Linked DNA regions of Homo sapiens: region 1 is linked to region 2. Evidence: chromatin contacts called from ENCODE Hi-C or POLR2A ChIA-PET data. All regions are on one chromosome and are shown on one strand. The core of a region is the stretch at or near the end of the contact, and the rest is flanking DNA. Distances in the headings are between cores, read along the strand shown.

Evidence for each region. Hi-C counts contacts between places; a loop is a spot of excess contacts on that map. ChIA-PET counts read pairs that join two places held with the same protein, here RNA polymerase II (POLR2A). Pooled maps may share reads with other maps.
Region 1: a map of aorta shows a loop between it and region 2 (5-fold over the local background). The contact joins two enhancer-like sites. A Hi-C loop is called at or near these places in 6 of 168 maps with a recorded cell type or tissue (aorta, ascending aorta, chondrocyte and 2 more), 5 of 37 single-sample maps with no recorded cell type and 13 of 50 pooled maps. POLR2A ChIA-PET finds 5 or more read pairs at or near these places in 1 of 52 experiments (T-cell).

The regions. Positions count from the first base shown.
Region 1 is chrX:41,702,264-41,708,714 of GRCh38, reverse strand. The region is part of intron 5 of CASK (calcium/calmodulin dependent serine protein kinase); the gene reads left to right. Among named protein-coding and RNA genes, the nearest start is that of GPR34, 17 kb to the right of the region's middle. RefSeq lists an enhancer at 1,351-1,400. Within about 2 kb of position 2,579, at least 3 of the 41 ENCODE cell types and tissues checked have a DNase peak (open chromatin) inside an H3K27ac peak, as active enhancers do.
Region 2 is chrX:41,557,709-41,561,147 of GRCh38, reverse strand. It overlaps CASK (calcium/calmodulin dependent serine protein kinase), which reads left to right. Exons shown (of 27, transcript NM_001367721.1): 18 at 1,301-1,369. Among named protein-coding and RNA genes, the nearest start is that of CASK-AS1, 42 kb to the right of the region's middle. Within about 2 kb of position 1,272, at least 5 of the 41 ENCODE cell types and tissues checked have a DNase peak (open chromatin) inside an H3K27ac peak, as active enhancers do.

The DNA.
Region 1 (6,451 bases), core at 1,330-3,829, 150 kb before region 2:
ATTGCACTATTTTCCAGCTAGAAACATAAAGCAATAGAAAAGTTTGGGGATTTTTTGAAGCTCTAATACAACAATAAATTTCTTTTAGTAGCTGAAAACCACTTTACACATGATAGAAAAAAAGTAATTGTATAGACAATGGATTTCTGTCCTTAAGATGAAAGCCCGGTGCCACTCATCTGCCCTTAATAGGGTATGTCCTTTAGGGATAGTTTTTGTTTTGTTTTGTACTAGTGATTATCACAAGAGTTACTTTTGTAAAGTATTCACAACTACAGTTATCCTAGTGGTAGAAAGAAAGTCTTACATTTCAGTATGTGAAAGTTTTTATTACTGTATCTTTTAGTTTTTCTTTAACTTTTTTTAATCATAGAAATTGATGGACATAGTTTTAAAAGTCAAATAACACTGAAAAGCTTGTAATAAAAACATGTTATGTCTATTAATAAATGTAATTTAAAGTATTTTCACCTAATGAAGACAGTATAGGAGAAATCACCTCTATCCTCGACTATAGTCACTTCCTCCTGTCAGTGTAACAACTTACGCTACATATCCCTTCCACTTAAGTGGTAATTTTTTTTTTTTTTTTTTTTTTGAGATGGAGTCTCGCTCTGTCGCCAGGCTGGACTGCAGTGGCGCGATCTCGGCTCACTGCAACCTCCAACTCCCTGGTTCAAGAGATTATCCTGCCTTAGCCTCCCGAGTAGCTGGGATTACAGGCACGCGCCACCACGCCCAGCTAATTTTTGTATTTTTAGTAGAGACAGGATTTCACCATATTGGCCAGGATGGTCTCGATCTCCTGACTTCGTGATCCACCAACCTCAGCCTCCCAAAGTGAAGAGATAGCTTATAATAACCATTCCCTCTTTATTCAGCTCTCTTCATCAGGGGGAGCATGTACTTGTTTTTATCTCCTAGAACAAGTGGTTTGTTACTAAATCTTCAGCAGCTCCACTACTCCCTGCCCTTCATTGGTTTGGAAGGTACATTCTGTCTCTCTCTCTTTCTCTCTCTCGCTCTCTCATGCACACACACAAAGCTTTCAAGTAAAATAACTCAAGGCATTGTCTTTTTTGTTAAATTACTATATTTATTGTCATCTTTTTAGAAATCAGTGCTACACATATTCTTCATTTATATTTTTTATGCATCATTTATCTATTGCTGCATACTTAACTACCCCTAGACTTGGTGGCTTAACACAAGAACCATTTATTCACTCTCAATTCTGCAATTTGTTCTAGACTCAGCTGGGTAGTTCTGTTTGTCTCACCTGGTGGTCATTCATGCAGCTTAGTCATCTGTCAGCTCAGCTGAGGCTAGCTGGTTCAACATGGCCTCACTCACGTGTCTGGAGCATCACCTGGAAGAGTTGAGCAGGCTGTGCCCCTCTCTCCATGTGATCTTTCATCCTGGGCTTCTTTACAATGTGATGGTCTCAGGTTCCAAGAGGGCAAAACTGGAAGCTGCAAGGTCTCTTAAGGCCTTATTCAAATGTCATACAATGTCTACCACATTTTATTGGTCAAAGCAAGTCTTAATACCTGCCCAGATTCAACTGGGAAAGTAGACTCCACCTCTGGATGAGAAGAGTGGCCAGGAATTGGGGGCAATTTTTAATCTAACACATTTCCTTGGATGTGCTTTCAACTTTAATGTTCTAACTAGACTTGTTATATTTTCTCCTTGAAATGCAGTGAATTGGCTCTTTCTTTAGGGATTACTATAGTATGTGTATCTCAGAGTTCGTAGTTTCCTGGGTAATATTCCTAAAAGAAAAGGAAATTTTGCTTTGTGAGAGATACCCACCCTGTCCCACTTTGGTCTTGGAGCTGTCATGTTGTTTTGGTTGTTTCTTGTATTAAAAGGTATATTCAGTGTGCCATGAATCCAGCTGGGTACAGTGGCACTTGCCTGTGGTCCCTACTACGTGGGAGACTGAGGCAGGAAAATCGCTTGAGCCCAGGAGTTTGAGGCTACAGTGAACTATGATCGTGCCACTGCACTCCAGCCTAGGTGACAGAGTGGGACTGTGTCTCTAAAAAAAAGTATATGTGTATATGTATATATAATATGCCATGAATCCATGATGTTTCCTTTGTGCTTTTTATCTTCTATAAATCCTCTCCCTTTACCTTCTCTTTCCAGAATATTAATCTAACTTTTCAATAAAACCAGAAGAAAAGTCTGTTGCTCTTGCTTCCCAATAGCTAGTTTGATCCTGAGAGCTGGATAAGTTCATTGACATCTTCAATACCAGAGCTTAAAAGGATGTAGAAAGATGATTAGTCTAGCATGGTGGGGTAGCTTTCCCTCCTACCATGCTTATTCCCTCCTACCATTATTCAAGGTTTCATTATTTTCAGGATCATAAATGTCAAACTACTGGGCCATGAGACTTGCATTCACTTACTTAGCTGCATCCTCTCCCTACTTGCCACATCTTTTTGGAACCCTGTAATCAGTCCCCACAAGAGCTGACCCTGTGTGTTCCTGTGTTTTTCAAGTTTCACTAGCCACAAAGGGGAACTGAATATGAACATGCATGCAAACCTCACCAGTTCCCTTTGCAGCCAGCTGAAAGTTATTTTTCATGTAGAGGAAACAGTGTTTTTCTTTTGAGAACAAACTGAATTTCCACACAAATATGAAGTGTTTCATCTTCTGACAGTTCAGAGGACCCAAGAGAAGAGGGCACCAAATTGTGAGAAAGGCCATTAAAAGAGAAACTAGGAAAACAAAGAGACAAACTGAATTGGGGAAGAGAGAGGTGCTGCTGAGTACAGGAAAGGAAAAAAGCAGACCACGGGGAGGGGTGCCGGGGTGCTAGAAAGTCTCAATAAGTAATGGCACACAGGACAAGGCAGGAAATGTAGGAAGGAACTGTCTGCAAAGGGCCTATAATAGCTATGCCAGCAGTATTAATGGAAGGCATTAAGAACTTTTGGTTTAGAAATTTGCTGTTGGACAAAATTTCAAAATATACCACATTTACGTGATTACTGGGCCTGCCTGAGTTCATGCTATGGAGCCAGGTTTAGATGAAGGTGCCTTGTCCTCACTTCAGAATGCAATATGGTGACCTGTTTGGTGTCTCTGATTAGACGGAGAAAAACCAAGAATCAGATATGTATTAACATCTCTTCTAATTTTTTTTTTTTAGAAGATCTCTGTCACCCAGGCTTGAGTGCAGTAACATGATCGTAGTTCACTGTAGCCTCAAACTCCTGGGCTCAAGTGATCCTCCCACCTCAGTCTCCTGAGTAGCTGGGACTACAGGCACATGCCACCATGCCCAGTTAATTTTTTAATATTTTGTAGAGACTGCTTCGCTATGTTGCCCAGGCTGGTCTGGAACTCCTGAGCTCAAGCAATCCTCCCACCTCAGCCTCCCAGAATGCTGGGATTACAGGCATGAGCCACTGTGCCTGGCCCAACATTTCTTCTAATGGCATCCTGCCAGGTGCCCTCACACTCTCCTCCTTACTTGCTCAAGTTTCAGAGTATGGTTCTGATTAGCATAAAATACAATGGATCTGTTACCTCTCCTGTCCTGGACATTGCTATTATTAGTGAAAGCTGAGGCTGAATAAAATAACTCTTTCTGAGTTACTTCCCCCACCTCCCTTGATCCAGATCAACTTCCACTATGTATCTTCCTAGTTCTGATGTTTACCCTCAGCTTCTAGCCATTCCATTTTATGTATTTTCTCTGCCTTTCCCTTGGCATTTGGGTATTTAGATACCATATATTGCATGTTTCTACTTGGCCAGGTACATTTATTTACTCATTGAGTCCTCCTAACAACCCTATGAGTTAGGTACTACTATAATTCCTGTTTTCTTAGTAGAGGAAATAGAGCTTACCCAATGTTACATTGTAAGTGATGGCAGCAGAAATAACTCAGGCAGTCTGACTGCATCATTCACCCTTTTAACCAGTCTTTTATGCTGCCTCTCAGTTTGTTATTTAATAATGCTTAATATTATTGGGATAAGAAAACCTATTGGATTCAGCCTTACCATAATTCTTGCCATGGCCTTAATGATGGGACCATAATAATCCGTATACATTGGCCAAGATCAATCCCCTGGACTGTGTTGGATGGGCAATACCAACATTTTTCTAGCACTTTTTTTCTTCTAATTTTCCCTCATCTCCTAGTGAACAGCCAATTCTTTCTGTAGATATGCTAATGCATTTAATCAGGTCATCTCCTGGTCTAAGAGACTTTCTGTCTCTGAAGTTGTTTTACATATTTGTACTCAGGTATTTGGATTTTGTAGTTGAACTCTTAGAAAACATTTCTATTTTCATGTTCTCAAGGAACACCTGATTTCGACTCCTCTATACTATTTATAACTGAAATACCAAGCTATCTAATTATAAGATAATTTCATCTGCAAGTTCTTTAGCTTGGTCCTTGAGGAATGCATAAGTGCCAGTGTTTATTTCAATTTATTGATTAGAAAAATTTTTAGCTTTGCTTCTAGTGTCTGACAAAAGAAACCATAAGCAAAGTAAAAGACAAGTGCATAGTGTTAGAAGTTATTTGCAAACTATATAAATAACAAAGGATTTAGAACCCAGAATATATAAAGAACTACTTCAACAATTTTTTAAAAAGAAAAAGGAAAAAAAAAGATAAGCAACTCATTAGGGGAAAAGGGAGGGGGAGGGGTATAGATATGAATAGGCCATTCACCCAAGAAGAAAACTGAATGAGCAAAAAGTATATGAAATGATGCTTCATTTCACTAGTAATCAGGGAAGTGCAAATTAAAACCACAATGAGATACCATTTCATACCTACCAGATTGGCAAAAATTAGTAAATCTGATAAAACCAAGTGTTGGTAAGGTTGTGGGTAAACAGGAACTCATTTCTGCCTTGTAGTGAGATGGGCATATAAATTGGTAAAATCACTTTGGAAAGCAATTTGTCAAAACTGAGATAAGCTGAAAATGTACATACCCTTACAACCAAGCATTTCTGCTTTTAGGTGTTAGCCATAAACTTCACACATGGGCATTGGGTATACAAAAGAATTCACTTGAGCATGGTTTCAATTAGTGGAAAAAGTGGAAACCACCAAATTGCCCATTGTTAGGGGAAATGGAGAAATGAACCATTGTTTATTCATGCAGTAAAACACTACATCAGTGAAAATGAATGAACAAGACCTACATGAGTCTACATAGATAAACAAAATTTGAGTGAAAAGAGTTACAAAGAATGTAATAGTAAGATACCATTTGTGTAAATTTTTAAAAGAAAAAGTGCATATTGTTATGCATATGTATGTTGTAAAAGCACAAAAATATACGTCAGAGTGATATACACCAACTTCAGGAAAGAGGTTTCCTCAGGGAAGGATGTGAAGTGAGCTTTAATATATCTAACATTTTGGATGATGTATACGGGTATGAAAAAACTTTTAAGTAAAACGAAAATGTTAACATCTTTTCAATTGGGGTGATGGGTACTTAGCTGCCTGTTATGTTGTGTTTTTCCATTTTTGTATGTTTGAAACGTTTTATAACTAAAAACTATTTATATGTGAAATTACCAAAAAAGAATATAAGTGTAACAGTTAACTGTTGCTCCCAAAAAACTTGCATGACTTATTAAAGCAAAAAGAGATTCCATGTATCATCAACACCTGTATCCAAACCATAATTAGAAGGCCTTTCCATCTTCTGATGGTTCTTTATGCATTTCATGGGCCAGAAGCAAAACTAATAAGGGTAGGATGCTCTAATTTGATTCCATTTTTTTTCTTCTATTCAACCTGTATGAGTTTGTTCTGGATTATCGTACATGTTTCAGAGAGAGCTTCCAGAGTATATAAATGTGTGATGGTTAGAAGACTAGTTTTAAAGATTGTTTTTTGTTTTTGTTTTTGTTTTTGTTTTGAGACAGAGTCTCACTCTTTCATCAGGCTGGAGTGCAGTGGTGCAATCTCAGCTCACTGCAACCTCCACCTGCCAGGTTCAAGCGATTCTCCTGCCTCAGCCTCCCGAGTAGCTGGGACTACAGGTGCGTGCCACCACACCCAGCTAATTTTTGTATTTTTAGTAGAGACGGGGTTTCACCATGTTGGCCAGGATGGTGTCGATCTCTTGACCTCGTGATCTGCCCGCCTTGGCCTCCCAAAGTGCTGGAATTACAGGCGTGAGCCACCACGCCTGGCAAAGATTTTGTTTCTTTGGCATCACACAATTATGATGAGTGGTAAGCAGAAATTTTTGCCCCCAATACATATTAATGGCAATTTATGTTTTTTTATTTTATTGTAATTTATTTATTTATTTATGTTTTTGAGACGAAGTTTTGCTCTTGTTGCCCAGGCTGGAGTACAATGACACAATCTCAGCTCACCACAACCTCCGCCTCCCGGGTTCAAGCGATTCTCCTGCCTCAGCCTCCCGAGTAGCTGGGATT
Region 2 (3,439 bases), core at 23-2,522:
AGGGAGGAAAGCCACGGTAGACCAGGCCATTTTTGACCATACATATCCAAAATCTGTATTCAAATTAGGCTTTGGATTTTTTAAAAAGGCAAAATGACAGCCTTTGCCTATGTTCATTGTCATAGCAAGCAGACAGAGGTGTTTGGGGCCTCTGATCCCTTTTCCCACTGCAGTGTAGTAGCACCCAGGTTATGAATACCTATTAAGTATGAAATAAGCTTCACAGACTCACCAAACATTTTTTTTTCTTTTTTTTGAGACGGAGTTTTGCTCTTGTTGCCCAGGCTGGAGTGCAATGGCGTGATCTCAGCTCACTGCAACCTCTGCCCCCCGAGTTCAAGGGATTCTCCTGCCTCAGCCTCCCAAGTAGCTGGGATTACAGGCATGCGCTACCACACCCTGCTAATGTTTGCATTTTTAGTAGAGACGGGGTTTCTCCATGTTGGCCAGGCTGGTCTCGAACTCCCGACCTCAGGTGATCCACCAGCCTTGGCCTCCCAAAGTACCGGGATGACAGGTGTGAGCCACCACTCCCAGCCCAAAATTTTTTTTTAAAAAAAAGCCAAAATTAATAAGCAAAAAGTGGCTGGGTGCGGTGGCTCATGCCTGTAATCCCAGCACTTTGGGAGGCCAAGGTGGGTGAATCACCTGAAGTCGGGAGTTTGAGACCAGCCTGGCCAACATGGTGAAACCCCGTCTCTACTAAAAATACAAACATTAGCAAGGCATGGTGGCGCGTGCCTATAATCCCAGCTACCCGGGAGGCTGAGGCAGGAGAATCACTGGAACCTGGAAGGCAGAGTTTGCAGTGAGCCGAGATGGTGCCACTGCACTGCAGCCTGGATGACAGAGCGAGACTCTGTCTCAAAAAAATAAATAAATAAAAAATTTTTAAAAGTAAAAAGCATATTCTATGGGGTACACCATTATAATGTGGCATACTCAATGTAATTTTTATGTAATTACCTAGTCTATTGTCTAATTCAATGTATATTCACTTTTGAAAGGCATGTCACTTAGAAAGTTTTGTATTCACATCTATAAAAAGGTGACCATTGAAGATCTGTGAGACCATTGCTGTATGAGCAAAAGGCAATTGGCTGCTGGGCTTTTCCCAGGAACTTACTCTACTGTTAACTCGAGCAGTCCCTGCTTCATGACTACATTTCATTTTCCGGCTATGTGCTCTCAGATGGCTTGTGCTAATTGCCCCCATGTGTTTTGAGTGGCTTCTTACATGGTTTTGTGAACAATTGTTTGTAAGAAAACTTTTCTTTCTTTCCCACCACCCCCCCTCCAGAGGGAAATGCGGGGGAGTATTACCTTCAAGATTGTGCCAAGTTACCGCACTCAGTCTTCGTCCTGTGAGGTAATGACTCTAACAAACCACCCCCATCTGCTCTGAGTTCTTAACTAACTGTCTGCTGATGGCTGTATGTTTTTGCTTTCTGGGAAATTGTTTCTGCCTGTGCTGTTAGATCACTGCACACCAATTTTACAACAAAGATAACGGAACAGAGTAGGTCCCATCCACCTACTCAGCCCTGCTTCCATGTGGATCTCCTCAGCACTTTGAACTTTTTGCAGGCTGAAATCTGAGCAAAATGTAGAGAAGTTACAAATGATGACATAAGGCTTAATAAGGAAAAAACGGAGTGTCTGAGGGAAAAAAACTAAAGGCCATAATTGCAGTAATATTTCCAGGAAGTTCATTCACTTCCCTTGTTAAGAAATCACATAGATAGTTCTTCTTTCTAAGGATCTGAGAAGTGATCTATTTCTGTTGAGATACAGTTGTTCATACAATTGTGACAGGTCTCTAGATGGAAGTTAAGTCTGCAATGAATTGATAATTGACTTCACTAGAGGGAAATAGGCTTTTGCAACCTTTTGTAAAACTGTTTAAATTTAGAATGGTATGTGATCTGTAAACAAGTAAGTTTTCTAGAGTAATACAGCCCCAAAGTTTCTTTCTTAAAATAGGCTTATCCTGTAGAAATTATAGTTCTTCCAACCTATATTATTCAGTTTTGTGTTGGTTGTTAAATGAGATTCAAAAATCTATTCTTTTTGTATTGGAAATATAAATGGGCATAAATGATATCATCCTTTGGTCATTGCACGTTCAGCTCGAGTGTTATTTATTGAAGCTTGTTCTTTCATGTGCATCTTCCGAGAGTATGTGCATCAATATGAAGTACACACTTCCTAAAGTTTATTTTTAAGACTGACAGGTAACTTATTGGATTTGTACTTAGGAGAACCTGAGAGAGAATTGTAATACTTCTAGTCTCTAGTGATGGTGTAAATTTCATAAGAAAAATCAGAGGCTTCATATTTTTTAAAAGCCTATTGAAGATACATATTAAAATGTATAGTTTTGTCAAGTATATTTTTGGTGAGCCATGGCAATTGAGGTGTCCGTTGTAACGGGTCTTGAGCTCCTCTTGGTGGCTTTTTATGGAACTTCAATTAATAGTATATTTCAAAAGAAAATGCAGAATTGCTTCTGTTCCAGGATTCAGAGTATTGAAATTTGTTACCTAGAACACAAACTTTGCTGGGAAACAAAGAATGTCACACTTAACATTCTATGTAAATAATTTTAATATTCCAGAGTTACAGATGTCCTTATATCATTTCTCATCTGTTGAAGAAATTTAGTAAATACAATTGACTTTTGTCTTTTTGGCTAACTAACCAGAAGGTACTGTTAGTTATTAATACAACATAAGTTTCTCTTTTTTTTTTTAAATGGTCGAACTAGTTTGGGGTGGAACCAGTATCATAGATGTAAATTCTATGTTCTTGAGTAAGAAGAACCCCTCTTACCTTCTTTGCCTTTGAATAGTAGAAAAAATAATGATACTTCTCTCCTAGCTCCACCTCCAGCCTTTTTGGCCCTCCTGTTCCCTGGCAGAATTCAAGCTTGTGGTTGGACTCTTCCCAGCTAGGGCAATACTTCAAAAAAAAAAAAAGAAGGCTCTCTGGCCACCTGCATCTGCATCCCCCAGGTCCTTGGTTAAAGAGTAGACCCCTGCCCCTCACCCTGGCTCTACTGACTTGAGTCTCTGCGGGTGGCACCTGGAGATCAGTCTTGCTCACTAACATATGAGAATGCTCTTCTAAGGGATCTCATTACCTTTAAGGCTGACAGGTTCTAGAAATGCTCTTAAGTCATCTGGGGAAAAAAAATGTCTTTTAAAAAGACATGCACATTTCTAAGGCTTAAAAGAACTCTACAGAAGCAAAAATTAAAAAGTACTTATTTCCTTCCTCTCCTTGTTCTTATCGTTAAAGTTGATTTGGACACTAAGGGAATGGAGCCTGGAAAATATTTTGAGTGTATAGAATAGTAGAGAGAAAGCAAGCGATAGAGGAGCCTGGATATAGGAAGAGTGGCTGTGGCTCCTAGGATCTTTGCTGGAAGTGTAATATT